Regions from separate parts of the Homo sapiens genome. Here region 2 is linked to region 1. A link is an interaction called in ENCODE POLR2A ChIA-PET data of the cell type or tissue named here. Cell type or tissue: OCI-LY7. All regions are shown on one strand. Each heading gives the region's core, and the rest is flanking DNA. Links, peaks and the distances in the headings are about the cores only. Region 1 overlaps ZFAND4 (zinc finger AN1-type containing 4). Region 2 has its middle 6.1 kb from the start of ALOX5.

Region 1 (8,224 bases), core at 2,060-4,559:
AGTAGGCATGGTGGCTCACGCCTGTAATCCCAGCACTTTGGGAGGCCGAGGCGGGTGGATCACAAGGTGAAGAGATCGAGACCATCCTGGCCAACGTGGTGAAACCCCGTCTCTACTAAAAATACAAAAATCTGCTGGGCATGGTGGTGGGTGCCTGTAATCCCAGCTTCTTGGGAGGCTGAGGCAGGAGAATTGCTTGAACCCGGGAGGCGGAGGTTGCAGTGAGCCGAGATTGTGCCACTGCACTCCAGCCTGGCGACAGAGCGAGACTCTGTCAAAAAAAAAAAAAAAGTCAAATGTACAATCGTTGTAAAGTTATGCTTTATATGGTATAGAAGACATAATTTGTATGTTTTAGAAAAGGATATGAATAAATTTTTCAAAGCCTTACAGAAATATACTGATGTGTTTGTTGAGTTTGGCTTATATATCACTTAACAACAAAAGTATTTGTTGAGCATGTACTATATATATAACTGTGCTGAGCTCTAGTAAGATACATTATAATATCAAAAATATGCGTATTCTTAATAATCTTATGGTCTAGATGGGAGAGTGATTTCAGAGACAAATGTGAAAAGTTCAGGATTAGACATAATTAAAAGCACTAAAGTGAATTCTGGGGCCGTCTGGAAGATTGATATGGGCCACAGTTAACGGAAAATCTTTATGGACAAATACAACTTTCAGATAGGCTTGTTAAAAAAATTCTTGTTTTTTTAGGTACAAAACTCAAAACATGAACAACAATATATATTACCAATCTTCAAACCTGGTTTGCCTAGAACTGGAATACAGTTGCCTGCGACATATTTTAGAAGAACTAGAAAAGTCAAAGTAATGGATAACAGAAAAGAGCCTCCATTCTTCAATGATGATAACATGGGACCATTTTACTACAGACTTCATTTCTGTGATACCATGGAGCTCTTCATTGAAACATTAACTGGAACATGTTTTGAGCTGAGAGTTTCACCTTTTGAAACTGTTATTTCTGTGAAAGCAAAAATTCGAAGATTGGAAGGTACTCATCTTTCTTTGTTTTTAGGATATGAAAATTAAATTTGTTCATCAATAATGTCTAGTAGTTTTTAAAGTATTTTAATGGAGACAATTTCAAACATATATGATGTTAGAATAAGATAATGAACCCCCTCCTACTCCCTCTCTCCAACATTTATCAGCTTATGAACTATTTTATCCCCATTGCTGTGTTCACCAGATTCTTTGGAAACAAATCCCTGGCATCATGCTATGGTGTGAAATAATATTTTAGAATAGCTTTCAGCAGGTTATGGTGACCTGCAAATTATGCCTTAACTATTTTATAGTTACTTTTAATGTTACTTTATATTTTACTTTTAATGGGAAATAGTAATTATATTCCCTTCTAGGGACCTTATTTCCCTTTTTACACTGCTTTGCAACCACCCTCCTTTTTTTTTTTTTTAATGTGGAGGTTTTCCGAAAAGAGTCTTTGGCTTACATTTACGTATATTCAAAGTTCCCTTAGTATAGCAGGGGTGCTGAATAATGTGTAATGTCTCTTTTGTGGTTTGTATATTTGCAGAAAGTGCCTAAAAAGACTAATTTTTATTAAAATTAGTCTTTGCATTTTGCAGATTTCTGCAATAAGTAATGTTTGCCATTTATAGTTGTTAAAAATCCAGTTTTTAGTAGAAAATTAAATTGTTCCATATAACAGTAAATGGATCTTTGTTGATGGAACCAGCTGGAACTTGCTTGTAATATAAAGGTAGTGACTAGGGTTGCCCTCCAGCTGGTTTAAGTTCAGAATTATAGAAGGATGAGGAGGGTTAGAATTTTTCATTTTTGTGAGGCCAAGGATATATATGAGCTCCTGAATATTTGCTATTTCTCTAGACCCAGGAGATCCTACTGAAGTGAGTGGCTGGCCGAGTCCAGTGACCACATCAGCACATTCAGTAATGACTCTTGAAGCTTTTGTCTGCCCTAAATGATTTGGTGAGATCTAGAGTCATGATAGTTTATTTTGACTTCGTTCTGCTTTGCAATTTATATCATAGTTTAAAGGATACCTTTTTTGGAGCATGAAGGTGAAATCTTGCGTTGTAAATAATCTCTGTACTTTTTATCTCTTTCATGAATTTTAAATAATTTGTATGCAGCAAAAGCACTTTAGAGAGAATCCTGTTTCAATCTTTTTATGTCAGAAGAGTCAACTTGGGTTTAGAGGAGATTAATAACTCATCCAAGGGAAATATTTAGTTTCCATGAGTCAGAACCAGAGCCAAGTTATAGAGTCCTTGTCTCTGTAGGAGGAGACATTGTGGGGACAAAAGCAGTGGCTTTTTGGTTATTAGACAATTGAATCTAAGTTTAAATGTTTATGAACAAATACAGATATTAGGAAATTAAATAAGGTAATATGTAAAATACCTACTATCTTAGTCTGCTGGAGCTGTCATAACAAAATACCACAGACCGGTGGCTTAAACAACAGAAATTTATTTCTCACTGTCTGAAGGCTGAATATCAGGGTACCAGCATGGGCAGGTTCTGGTGGGGGCTGTCCTCTAGGCTTGTTCACTGCATTTTCACATGGCAGAGAGAGAACATAGTATCTTTTTTTTTTTTTTTTTCTTCGAGACGGAGTTTTGCACCTGTTGCGCAGGCTGGAGAATGGCGCAATCTCTGCTCACCACAACCTCCGCCTCCTGGGTTCAAGCGATTCTCCTGCCTCAGCCTCCCGAGTAGCTGGGATTACAGGCATGCGCCACCATGCCTGACTGATTTTGCACTTTTAGTAGAGATGGGGTTTCACCATGTTGGCCAGGCTGGTCTCGAACTCCTGACCTCAGGTGATCCACCTGCCTCGGCCTCCCAAAGTGCTGGGATTACAGGCGTGAGCCACCTAACCCAGCTGAAAAACACATTTTAAGCCCTTTCTGGGTGATCTTTATATTTATATCCTGGAAGACATTTGGGGTCACATGGTGTGAGTCAGATTCTCCAAGTTAGAGGGATATGGAATACGGAGGGCAGAGATGAGGCTGCTTGGGTTCGTCCTGCTGGGAAAATGATTACTCTGCCAGACTGCTTTTTCTTTAGGGGAAGTTTTTGGTGAGTTGAGAACTAGAGCCTGGTGGGGAGAGTGGGGAGGATGGAGGGGCTAGTGGAGAAAGGACTGAAGGAGTGTGCTGCATTAGGAACAAGGAGGCTGCAGCAAGGGAGGAGCAGGGCCTGCTCAGGGATTTACAATGGGCCTTGAAAAAGGGACTGGAGTGCCGAAGCCATGCTGCCTGGCTTCAGATTACTGGCTGCCCAAATTACTTAATCTCTCTGTATCTTAGTTGTCTCAGTCTAAGATAGGAAGAATAATAGTATTTATCTCAAAGGGTTGTTCTCAGGATTAAATGAGTTAAAGGTGAAGTGCTTAGCAGAGTGATCCTCCTGCCTCAGCCTTCCAAAGAGCTGGGATTACAGACCTGAGCCACCAGGCCCAGCCCTCTTCCTTTGTTTATGTAGATCTGAGTTTCTGACCTACATCCTGTTTTTTGTGAAGAATGTCTTTTAACATTTCTTGCAATATGGGTCCACTGGCAACAAATTCCACCTCTTGCTTTCTTTATGTAGATCTTAGTTTCTGACCTACATCATTTTTTCTGTGAATAATGTCTTTTAACGTTTCTTGCAAAAAAGCCATCTTTTAACGTTTCTTGTTTGTCTGAAAAAGTATTTCTCCTTCATTTCTGAAGGATAATATTTCAGGGTATAGAATTCTAAGTTGGTATTTTTTTTCTTTCAACACTAAATATTTCACTCTAGTCTTTTCTTATTTGCATGATTTCTGATGAAAACTCCCCTGTAGTAATTATCTTTGCTTCTCTTTAGGTAAGGTGTTTTTTTCCCTTTCCTGGCTGATTTAAGAATTTTGTCTTTGTCTTTGCTTTTCTACAGTTTGATATAATATGTTGAAGGTGTAGATTCTTTGGTAGTTATCGTGTTTGGTATTCTCTGAGCTTCTTGGATCTGTGGTTTGGTATGTTTCATTAATTTTGGAAAATCTGGGCCATTATTTAAGTATTTCTTCTGTCTCATTTTTTCTTCTGATATTCTAGTGGCACCTTTTGAAATTGCCACAACTTTTGAAATTGTCCCACAGTTAATAGATGTTGTTTTTGTGCATTCTTTTTTCTCTTAACAGTCCGTTTTGCCAAGTTTATTTTCTTTTCTTTGTTTCTTTTATTTATTTATTTATTTTGAGATGGGATTTCACTATGTTGGCCAGGCTGGACTCGACCTCCTGGACTCAAATAATCCTTGTGCCTCAGCCTTTCAAGTAGCTGGGACTACAAGTGCATACCACTGTGCCTTGCCTAGGAAGTTTCTGTTGCCATTTTTCTTTTTTTTTTTTTTTTTTGAGATGCGTCTCGCTCTGTCGCCCATGCTGAAGTGCAGTGGTGTGATCTTGGCTCACTGCAAGCTCTGCCTCCTGGGTTCACGCCATTCTCCTGCCTCAGCCTCCCGAGTAGGTGGGACTACACACCCGGCTAATTTTTTGTATTTTAGTAGAGACGGGGTTTCACCGTGTTAGTCAGGATGGTCTCGATCTCCTGACCTCGGGATCCGCCTGTCTCGGCCTCCCAAAGTGCTGGGATTCCAGGCGTGAGCCACCGCGCCCGGCCTCTGTTGCCATTTTTCAAACTTCCCAATTCTTTTCCAGATCCAGTCTGCAGATGACCAATCAAAGGCATTCTTTATTTCTGTTGGAGCTTTTATTTTTAACATCTACTTTTTATTCTTAAAGTTTCCATCTCTGCTTGTATTATCAATCTGTTATTTCATGTTGTATACTTTTCCATTAGATTTCTTAGCATATTAATCTTAGCTGTTTTAATTTCCCTGTCTGATAATTTCAAGATCTCTGACATACCTGAGTCTATTTCTGATGCTAGTTTTGTCTTTTCATACCATATTTTTTCATGTCTTTTAGCATGCTTTGTAATTTTTAGTTGAAAACCAGACATAACATATCAGGTAATAGGAATTGAGGTAAATAGGACATTAGAGTGAGGTTTTATCTTCAACTTGCTAGAAATTGGGCTGTGTTTAATGTTTGCTGTAGTTATAAGTGCCAGAGCCTTCAAATTCCTCTAGTTTTTTCTTGTTTTGTCTCCCCTGTTGCCTTTGAGTTTCCCTAAAGACTCCTCCTTAGAGTTTGCGTCTTACAATTCTTTCCGTTGTAATCCACTGTTGTTATACTGGAGCCTTGTTAGTGTGGTGGTGAGGTATTGGGAAGAGGGGGAACATTCTGTAATCTTATGATTAAATCTTGCAGTGGGCCTGTGCCTCTAGGCTGGGACCTTCAAAGTGTATCTTAGCTTCTCCCCTCCTTCAACTTCTAGTAGTTTAGGTGAGGTAGGGAGGCTAGAGGGGCCTGGTTTCTGGCCCTCAATAATTTCCCAGTCTCATACTAGTCCACACTCAGCCTCTATGAATTCATCAAAATTACCATTCAAGTGTTCCTTCCAGTTTATGACTTTAGAGGCTTCAGCTTCACGTAAATGGATCTTGGCTCTGACTCTCTGGGTTTGCCTATCTCAACAGATTTTCTTATGGTGATTTACCTTACTACCTAATTTCTCTGATGGCACAAAGAAAAGTTGTTGGTTTTCGGTTTGTTCAGCTTTTTTTCTTGTAAGGAGTGGTGAATTAAAAGTTCTCCATATATCAGAGCTGAAACTAGGAGTCTCAACTTCTTAAAAACATAACCGTTTATTTTAAAATTCCAATAACTGTGTTAGCTATATCCTACAAGTTTTTGGTAAGTTGAATGTCAGTGTTATTAAATTCCAAGTATTTGTTTTGCTAAAAATATTTTTTTGTTTAAAAAATTATAATAGTTCTTTAAGGGCTTTGTAATCACAGCAATATATACGATTAGACAGCTTCGATCATTTTTTTTAGTTTATACACATTCTTAATTTGCTAACTAATAATACTGAGCATGTTTTTATTTGTCTCCAAATTCTAACAAACTATTTTTTAGGAAGATATAATTTACATATCATACAATTCACATATTGTATTAGTTTGCTAGGGCTGTCATAGCAAAGTATCACAAACTGGGTGACTTAACAGAAAGTTACACGATTTTGGAGGCTGAAAATACAAGATTTAGTTGGTGACAGTGTCAGGTCCTTCTGAGGGCTGTAGAATCTGTCACATGCCTTTCACCCAGCTCCTGGGGGTTTGCTTTCAATCTTTCTAGTTCATTGGCTTATTCAAGGCATCACCCTGGTCTTCTCATGTGATAATCTCCTTGTGTCTGTGTGTATCTGCCTCCAAATTTCTCCTTTTTATATGGATACCAGTCATATTGGATGAGGGCCCTCCCTAGTTAGCTCACTTTAACTTGAATACATATGTCAAGATTCTGTCTTCAAGTTAAGGTCACATTCTGAGGTATAAGAGGCTTAGACTTCCACCTAAGAATTTTGAAGGGACACAGTATATCATAACAAGTATATCGTTCTGTTGGTGTTGGCAGACATTTACTATCATACAGTCACCACCACAATCAAGATATAGAACAGTTCCATCACCTATCAGAATTCTCCTGTACCTTTTGTGGTCAATCCCTTCCTCTATTCCAAGCCCCTATCATACCCACTGATCTGTTTCTGTTCCTGTAATTTTGCCTTTTTTAGAATTTTATATAAATGAAATCATATACTTTATAGTCTCTTAAGTCTGGTTTTTTTCACTTATGCATAATATGTTTGAGACTTATCATATTGTTATATGTATCAGTAGTTCATTCTGTTTATGGCCGAGTAATGTTCCATTATAAGGAAGTACCATAGTTACTCATTCCCAAGTTGAGGGACATCTGGGTGGTTTTTAGTTTTTGGTGATTACAAATAAAGCCATATAAACTTTCACATACACATTTTTATGGAAGCATAGGTTTTTATTTCACTTGGGTAAATACTTAAGAGTGGAATTGCTGAATTGCATAGGAAGTATATAGTTAACTTTATAAAACTGCTAAATTATTTTCCAGAGTGGTTGTTACCATTTTGTGTTTGTATGAGTAATACATAAAAGTTCTAGTTGCTCTGTATCCTTATCAGCACTTAATAATATTGTCTGGGTTCTTTTAGTTTTACTTTTTGTTTCATTTTTGCTATTATAATTCGAACTGGAAATATTTCACTGTGGTTTTAATTTACATTTTCCTAATGACTGATGATGTTATGCATCTTTTAATTTGCTTGTCATCTGTCTTAATAAGTTCAGGTTGAGAGGCTGAGCCAGGTGGATCACTCAAGTCCAGGAGTTCAAGACCAGTCTGGGCAACATTGCGAAACCCTGTCTCTACTAAAAATACAAAAATTTTTTCTGGGCGTGGTGGCATGCGCCTGTAGTCCCAGCTGCTCAGGAGGCTGAGGTGGGAGGATCGCTTGAGCTCAGGACATGGAGATTGCAGTGAGCTAAAATTGCACCATTGCACTCCAGCCTGGGCAATGGATGAGACCCTGTCTCAAAAAAAAAAAAAAAAAAGTTCAGGTTGCTGTCACAGAATACCATAGATTGGATGTCTTAAACAACAGAAGTTTATTTCTCACGGTTCTGGAGCTGGGAAGTCCAAGATTACTAATCCACAGGTCTAGGGTCTGGTGAGGGCACTCTTTCTGGTTTGCAGATAGCTATTTTCTTTCTACATCCTCTCACGGTAGATAAAGAGAGGGAGATCATCTCTCTTCTAAGGACACTAATCCCATTCTTGAGGACCCTACCCTCATGACCTAATTACCTCCAAAGACCCCCATCCTTACCTCTGATACCATTATATTGGGTATTTAGGCTTCAGCATATGAATTTGGGTGGGGGAATACAAACATTCAGTCTGTTGCATTATCTGTATATCTTTTTTGGTGAAGCGTCTTTTCAAATTTTTGTCGTTTTCTTGTTACTGTGTTTTGATATTCTGGTGCTTTTAAGTTTTCCATTACAGTTTTTGTTTCTTTTCTTTCTTTCTTTTTTCTTTTCTTTTTTTTTTTTTTTTTTTTTTTTGAGACAGGTTCTCACTTTGTTACCCAGCCTGGAGTGCAGTGGCACCATTACAGCTCACTGAAGCTTTGAGCTCTCAGAGACAGGGTTTCACCATATTGGCCAGGCTGGTCTCCTGACCTTGTGATCTGCCCACCTCAACCTCCCAAAGTGCTGGGATTAC
Region 2 (8,224 bases), core at 705-3,204, 290 kb after region 1:
CAGTGGTACAATCTCGGCACACTGCAACCTCTGCTTCCCAGGTTCAAGTGATCCATTTACTTAAATCTTTTCTGATTTATTTCAAAATATTTTGTAGTTTTCAGTGCACTTTTTATTTCTAAATAATTTATGTTTGATACTATTGTAAATGGAATTTTAATTCATTTTGAGATTGTTAATTGCTAGTATATAGAAAAACACTTGATTTTTGTACATTCATTTTATATTCTGCAAACTTGCTGAACTTGTTTATTAGTTCTAATGGTTTGTGTGTGTGTACATGTGCACATTTTCTATATGCAAGATCATGTCATGAGCGAGTAGAGATAGTTTTACTTCTTCTTTTATTTGGAAGCCTTTTATTTCTTTTTCAGGGATAATTGCCCTAGCCAGAACCTCAGTACAAGGTCAAATGGAAGTGGCAAAAGCAGGCATCTTTGTCTTGTTCCTGGTTCAAGAGGTGAACACCCAGCCTTTCTGTATTAAGTTTGATGCTAGCTGGGGGTTTCCACAGATGCCATTTATCAGGTTGAGGGAGTTCCCTTTTATTTCTTTTGTTTTAAAGTGTTTTTATCATGAAATTTTCTGTATCAGTCGAGATACGAAATTTTTTCCTGTATGCTATATTAATATTATGATTATTTTCGTTTTAAAATATTTGATTGACAAATCAAAGTTTCTATTTCAAGGGGTAAAATGTGATGATTTGATATATGTATATATTGAATGCTGATTGTCACAGTCAAATTAACATATCTATCACCACCTATAGTTACCATTTGTGTGTGTGTATGTTGGGGGGGTGCTGGGGATGCTTAAAATCTGCTCTTATCCAATTTCAAGTAATAACGCAGTTATAAACTATAGTCACCATGCTGTACATTTGATCCCCAGAACTTATTCATCTTTTTTTTTTTTTTTTTTTTGAGACAGGGTTTCGCTCTGTCACCCAGGCTGCAATGCAGTGGCACTATCTTGGCTGACTGCAGCCTTGACTTTCCAATTTCAAATGATCCTCCCCCCTCAGCCTCCTGACTAGCTGGGACTACAGGTGTATGCCACCACTCCCAGCTGATTCTTTTATTTTTATTTTTTGTAGAGATGAGGTCTCACTTTCTTGCCTAGGCTGGTCTCAAGCAATCCCTCTGCCTCAGCCTTCCAAAGTATTGGGATTACCAACATGAGCCATCGCACCTGGCCTTCATCTCATAACTGAAAGTTTATACTCTTTGCCCAATATTTTGCTTCTTCCCCACATCCCCTAGCTCCTGATAAATACTGTTCTACTTATTCGTCTTCAAGTTTGAAATTTTTAGATTCGCATATAAATGAGATCATACAATATTTGTATTTCTGTGTCTGGCTTATTTCACTTAACATAATGTCCTCTGGGTTCATTCATATCGTCACAAATGGCAGGGTTTCCTTCTTTGTTATGGCTGAAAAATAGTCCATTGTGTATGTATACATGCACACCCCTCCCCCCATTTTCTTTATCCGTTGATGGACATTTAGATTTTTTCCTTATCTTGGCTACTGTGAGTAAAGCTGCAATAAACAAGGAAGTACAGATATCTCTTTGACATAGTGATTTGATTCCTTTGGATGTACACTCATAAGTGGAATTGCTAGATTGTATGGTAGTTCTATTTTTATTTTTTGAGGAACCTCCATTCTATTTTCCATAAAGGCTGTTGCAATTTACATTTCTACCAACAGTGTACAAGGGTTCTTTTTTCTCCATGCCCTTGCCAATATTCATTGTCTCTTGTGTTTTTCATAATAGCTTTCCTAACAGGTGTGGAGTGATATCTCATTGTGGTTTTGATTTGCATTTCCCTGATGATTAGTGATGTTGAACGCTTTTTCCTGCACTCGTTGGCCATCTGTGTGTCTTCTTTGAAAAAATGTCTATTCAGGTCCTTTGCCCATTATAAAACAGGTTATTATTTTTTTGGTATTGAGATATGTGAGTTCCTTATATATTTTCTATATTTTGATATTAACTTCTCATCAGGTATATGGTTTGCAAATATTTCCCTCCATTCTGTAGGTTGCCTTTTCATGTTGTTGACTTTCTTTTGCCATGCAGAAGCTTTTTAGTTTGATGTAGTCCTACTTGTTTATTTTTTCAAAAGTCTGTGCTTTTGGTGTAATATCCCAAAAAATTATTGCCAAGGCCAACGTCAAGGAGCTTTTCCCCTATGTTTCTCTCTAGGAGTTTTTGGTTTCAGATCTTACATTTAAGTCTTTAATTCATTTCAAGTTAATTTTTGTATATTAACTTGGGTCCAGTTTTGTATATTAAAAGGGTCTAATTTTATTCTTTTGTATGTGGATATGCAGTTTTCCCAACACCACTTATTGAAGAGATGAGATTATATTAATTTTATTTATAGCTATTGCAAATGGGAAATGGGATTACTTCCTTGATTTCATTTTCAGATTGTTTGCTATTGACATATAGAAATGCTACTGATTTTTGTATGTTAATTTTGTATCCTGAAACTTTACTGAATTTATCAGTTCTAATCATTTTTTTATGGAGTCTAGGTTTTTCCAAACAGAAGATCATACCATCTGCGAACAAAGGTAATTTGACTTCTCTCTTCCCAGTTTGGATGCCCCTTATTTCTGTCTCTAGTCTGTTCTAGCTAGGACTTTCAGTACTATGTTCCACTAACACTGGTGAAAATGAGCATCCTTGTCTTGTTCCAGATCTTAGAGGAATGACTTTCAGTTTCTCCCCATTTAGTATGATTCTAGCTGTGAGTCTGTCATATATGTCTGTTTATTGTGTTGAGGTATGTTCCTTCTGTCTCCAGTGTTTTTGAGGGTTTTTGTCATGAAGAGATGTTTAATTCTCTCAAATACTTTTTCAGCATCAATTAACATGACCATATGGTTTTTCTTCTTCATTCTGTTGATATGATATGTTACACTGACTGATGTGTATATGTTGAACCATATTTGCATCCCTGGGATAAATCCCATTTGGTCATAATGAATGATTTTTAATGTGATGTTGAATTCAGTTTGCTAGCATTTTTTGAGGATTCATCAATATTCATGTGAGATATTGGCCTATAGTTTTCTTTTTTTGATGTGTCCTTGGTTTTGATATAGGAGCAGTAATGGCCTCATAGAATAAGTTTGGAAATATTCCCTCCTCTTCTACTTTTTGGAATAGTTTGAGTAGGATTGGTATTAGTTCTTTAAATGTTTGATAGAATTCAGCAGTGAAGCCATTGGGTCTCAGGCTTTTCTTTGCTGGGAAAATTTTAATTATGGCTTTGATCTTGTTACTTGTTTTTGGTCTGTTCAGATTTTGAATTTCTTCATGGTTGAATCTTGTTAGGTTGCGTGTGTCTACGAATTTATCTATTTCTTCAATATTTTCCAATGTTTGGCATACAGTTGCTCATAGTAGCCATTAATGATCCTTTGAATTTCCGCAGTATCAGTTATAATGTCTGCTTTTTCATCTCTGATTTTATTTATTTGGGCCTTCTCTTTTTCTTAGTCTGGCTAAACATTTGTCAATTTTGTTTATCTCTTTAAAAAGCCAACCTTTCATTTTTGTTGATCTTTTGTATTGTTTTCTTCATTTCAATTTTATGTGTTTCTTTTTTTTTGGGTTGGGAAGTTTAGAGAATGGATTGATAGAGAAGTTTAATGGTATACTTCGCTGATGCTTAAAAATTGTACAGTCTAACAAGTGATCTCACTCTTTCTAAACTGCATTCTACTATCCTGTGTGAAAAAGGGAAATGGAAACTTCTTCACAGAATTAAAATTTAGATAAGAAAATCTAAACTTAAGGTTGTTATTTTTGCTATTTACTATTGTGATGTGGTATTACCCTGGCACCATGGAATGTGCGGAAGTGAAAGCCATCTGCTCCCCAGCCACTCCTAATGTTGGAAGGGGATTTATTTTAACAATTTGGTGTGTATGCCTGAATACTTTCCATGTGTATCCAGACACATAGTGCACATGCAGAGTTATATTAGGTATACCCATCTACAATTTGCTAGTAACATTTTCTTTTTTTCATTTTTATTATACTTCAAGTTCTAGGGTACCTGTGCACAAAGTGCAGGTTTCTTACATAGGTATAGATGTGCCCTGTTGGTTTGCTGCATCCATCAACTCATCATTTACATTAGGTATTTCTCCTAATGCTATCTCTCCCCCAGTCCACCACCCCCCAACAGGCCCTGGTGTGTGATGTTCCCTGCCCTGTGTCCAAGTGTTCTCATTGTTCAGTTCCCATCTATGAGTGAGAACATGCGGTGTTTGGTTTTCTGTCCTTGTCATAGTTTGCTGAGAATGATGGTTTCCAGCTTCATCCATGTCCCTGAAAAGGACATGAACTCATCCTTTTTTATGGCTGCATAGTATTCCATGGTGTATATGTGCCACATTTTCTTAATCCAGTCTATCATTGATGGACATCTGGGTTTGTTAGAAGTCTTTGCTATTGTGAATAGTGCCACAATAAACATTCGTGTGCATGTGTCTTTATAGTTGCACCATTTGTAATCTTTTCGGTATATACCCAGTAATGGGATTGCTGGGTCAAATGGTATTTCTAGTTCTAGATCCTTGAGGAATTGCCACACTGTCTTCAACAATGATTGAACTAATTTACACCCCCACCAACAGTGTAAAAGCATTCCTATTTCTCCATGTCCTCTCCAGCATCTGTTGTTTCCTGACTTTAATGATCGTCATTCTAACTGGTGTGAGATGGTATCTCATTGTGGTTTTGATTTGCATTTCTCTGATGGCCAGTGATGATGAGCATTTTTTCATGTGTCTGTTGGCTGCATAAATGTCTTCTTTTGAGAAGTGTCTTTTCATGTATTTTGCCCACTTTTTGATGGGGTTGTTTTTTTCTTGAACATTTGTTTAAGTTCTTTGTAGATTCTGAATATTAGCCCTTTGTCAGATGAGTAGATTGCAAAAATTTTCTCCCATTCTGTAGGTTGCCTATTCACTCTGATGGTAGTTTCTTTTGCTGTGCAGAAGCTCTTTAGTTTAATTAGATCCCATTTGTCAATTTTGGCTTTTGTTGCCATTGCTTTTGGTGTTTTAGACATGAAGTCCTTGCCCATGCCTATGTCCTGAATGGTAATGCCTAGGTTTTCTTCTAGGGTTTTTATGGTTTTAGGTCTGACATTTAAGTCTTTAATCCATCTTGAATTAATTTTTGTATAAGGTGTAAGGAAGGGATCCAGTTTCATCTTTCTACATATGGCTAGCCAGTTTTCCCAGCACCATTTATTAAATAGGGAATCCTTTCCCCATTTCTTGTTTTTCTCAGGTTTGTCAAAGATCAGACAGTTGTCGATATGCAGCATTATTTCTGAGGGCTCTGTTCTGTTCCATTGATCTATATCTCTGTTTTGGTAACAGTACCAAGCTGTTTTGGTTACTGTAGCCTTGTAGTATAGCTTGAAGTCAGGTAGTGTGATGCCTCCAGCCTTGTTCTTTTGGCTCAGGATTGACTTGGTGATGCGGGCTCTTTTTTGGTTCCATATGAACTTTAAAGTAGTTTTTTCCAATTATGTGAAGAAAGTAATTGGTAGCTTGATGGGGATGGCATTGAATCTGTAAATTACCTTGGGCAGTATGGCCATTTTCACAATATTGATTCTTCCTACCCATGAGCATGGAATGTTCTTCCATTTGTTTGTATCCTCTTTTATTTCGTTGAGCAGTGGTTTGTAGTTCTCCTTGAAGAGGTGCTTCACATCCCTTGTAAGGTGGATTCCTAGGTATTTTATTCTCTTTGAAGCAATTGTGAATGGGAGTTCACTCATGATTTGGCTCTCTGTTTGTCTGTTGTTGGTGTATAAGAATGCTTGTGATTTTTGTACATTGATTTTGTATCCTGAGACTTTGCTGAAGTTGCTTATCAGCTTAAGGAGGTTTTGGGCTGAGACAATGGGGTTTTCTAGATATAAAATCATGTCATCTGCAAACAGGGACAATTTGACTTCCTCTTTTCCTAATTGAATACCCTTTATTTCCTTCTCCTGCCTGATTGCCCTGGACAGATCTTCCAGCACTATGTTGAATAGGAGTGGTGAGAGAGGGCATCCCTGTCTTGTGCCAATTTTCAAAGGGAATGCTTCCAGTTTTTGCCCATTCAGTATGATATTGGCTGTGGGTTTGACATAGATAGCTCTTATTATTTTGAGATACGTCCCAGCAATACCTAATTTATTGAGAGTTTTTAACATGAAGTGTTGTTGAATTTTGTCAAAGGCCTTTTCTGCATCTATTGAGATAATCATGTGGTTTTTGTCTTTGGTTCTGTTTATATGCTGGATTACATTTATTGATTTGCATATGTTGAACAAGCCTTGCATCCTAGGGATGAAGCCTACTTGATCATGGTGGATAAGCTTTTTGATGTGCTGCTGGATTTGGTTTGCCAGTATTTTATTGAGGATTTTGGCATCAATGTTCCTCAAGGATATTGGTCTAAAATCCTCTTTTTTGGTTTTGTCTCTGCCCGGCTTTGGTATCAGGATGATGCTGGCCTCATAAAATGAGTTAGGGAGGATTCCCTCTTTTTCTATTGATTGGAATAGTTTCAGAAGGAATGGTACCAGTTCCTCCTTGTACCTCTGGTAAAATTCGGCTGTGAATCCATCTGGTCCTGGACTCTTTTTGGTTGGTAAGCTATTGATTATTGCCACAATTTCAGCTCCTGTTATTGGTCTATTCAGAGATTCAACTTCTTCCTGGTTTAGTCTTGGGAGAGTGTATGTGTCGAGGAATTTATCCATTTCTTCTAGATTTTCTAGTTTATTTGCATAGAGGTGTTTGTAGTATTCTCTGATGATAGTTTTTATTTCTGTGGGATCGGTGGTGATATCCCCTTTATCATTTTTTATTGCATCTATTTGATTCTTCTCTCTTTTTTTCTTTATTATTCTTGCTAGCGGTCTATCAATTTTGTTGATCCTTTCAAAAAACCAGCTCCTGGATTCATTAATTTTTGAAGGGTTTTTTTTGTCTCTGTTTCCTTCAGTTCTGCTCTGATTTTAGTTATTTCTTGCCTTCTGCTAGCTTTTGAATGTGTTTGCTCTTGCTTTTCTAGTTCTTTTAATTGTGATGTTAGGGTGTCAATTTTGGATCTTTCCTGCTTTCTCTTGTGGGCATTTAGTGCTACAAATTTCCCTCTACACACTGCTTTGAATGCATCCCAGAATTTCTGGTATGTTGTGTCTTTGTTCTCATTGGTTTCAAAGAACATCTTTATTTCTGCCTTCATTTCGTTGTGTACCCAGTAGTCATTCAGGAGCAGGTTGTTCAGTTTCCATGTAGTTGAGCAGTTTTGAGTGAGTTTCTTCATCCTGAGTTGTAGTTTGATTGCACTGTGGTTAGAGAGACAGTTTGTTATAATTTCTGTTCTTTTACATTTGCTGAGGAGAGCTTTACTTCCAAGTATGTGGTCAATTTTGAAATAGGTATGGTGTGGTGCTGAAAAAAATGTATATTCTGTTGATTTGGGGTGGAGAGTTCTGTAGATGTCTATTAGGTCTGCTTGGTGCAGAGCTGAGTTCAATTCCTGGGTATCCTTGTTGACTTTCTGTCTTGTTGATCTGTCTAATGTTGACAGTGGGGTGTTAAAGTTTCCCATTATTAATGTGTGGTAGTCTAAGTCTCTTTGTAGGTCACTCAGGACTTGCTTTATGAATCTGGGTGCTCCTGTATTGGGTGCATATATATTTAGGATTGTTAGCTCTTCTTGTTGAATTGATCCCTTTACCATTAAGTAATGGCCTTCTTTGTCTCTTTTGATCTGTGTTGGTTTAAAGTCTGTTTTATCAGAGACTAGGATTGCAACCCCTGCCTTTTTTTTGTTTTCCATTTGCTTGGTAGGTCTTCCTCCATCCCTTTATTTTGAGCCTATGTGTGTCTCTGCCCGTGAGATGGGTTTCCTGAATACAGCACACTGATGGGTCTTGAATCTTTATGCAATTTGCCAGTCTGTGTCTTTTAATTGCAGCATTTAGTCCATTTACATGTAAAGTTAATATTGTTATGTGTGAATTTGATCCTGTCATTATGATGTTAGCAGGTTGTTTTGCTCGTTAGTTGATGCAGTTTCTTCCTAGCCTCGATGGTCTTTACATTTTGGCATGATTTTGCAGCGGCTGGTACCGGTTGTTCCTTTCCATGTTTAGCACTTCCTTCAGGAGCT

Evidence for each region. Peaks named below come from ENCODE experiments on the same cell type or tissue, not always from the same donor. Only the 100,000 strongest peaks of a DNase experiment are listed, where the experiment ranks them.
Region 2: POLR2A ChIA-PET joins it to region 1 with 7 read pairs; 1 of 35 experiments calls an interaction of 5 or more read pairs at or near these places.

The regions. Positions count from the first base shown.
Region 1 is chr10:45,656,342-45,664,565 of GRCh38, reverse strand. ZFAND4 (zinc finger AN1-type containing 4) reads left to right here. Exons shown (of 10, transcript NM_174890.4): 2 at 724-1,024. The coding sequence starts at 841. Among named protein-coding and RNA genes, the nearest start is that of ZFAND4, 12 kb to the left of the region's middle. In OCI-LY7, for the core only: no CTCF peak of the experiment used is centred there; DNase peaks (open chromatin) are centred at 3,505 and 4,395; H3K4me3 peaks cover 1,739 bases; H3K27ac peaks cover 2,274 bases.
Region 2 is chr10:45,363,998-45,372,221 of GRCh38, reverse strand. No RefSeq gene overlaps it. Among named protein-coding and RNA genes, the nearest start is that of ALOX5, 6.1 kb to the left of the region's middle. In OCI-LY7, for the core only: no CTCF peak of the experiment used is centred there; DNase peaks (open chromatin) are centred at 1,001, 1,461 and 1,811; H3K4me3 peaks cover 2,500 bases; H3K27ac peaks cover 2,500 bases.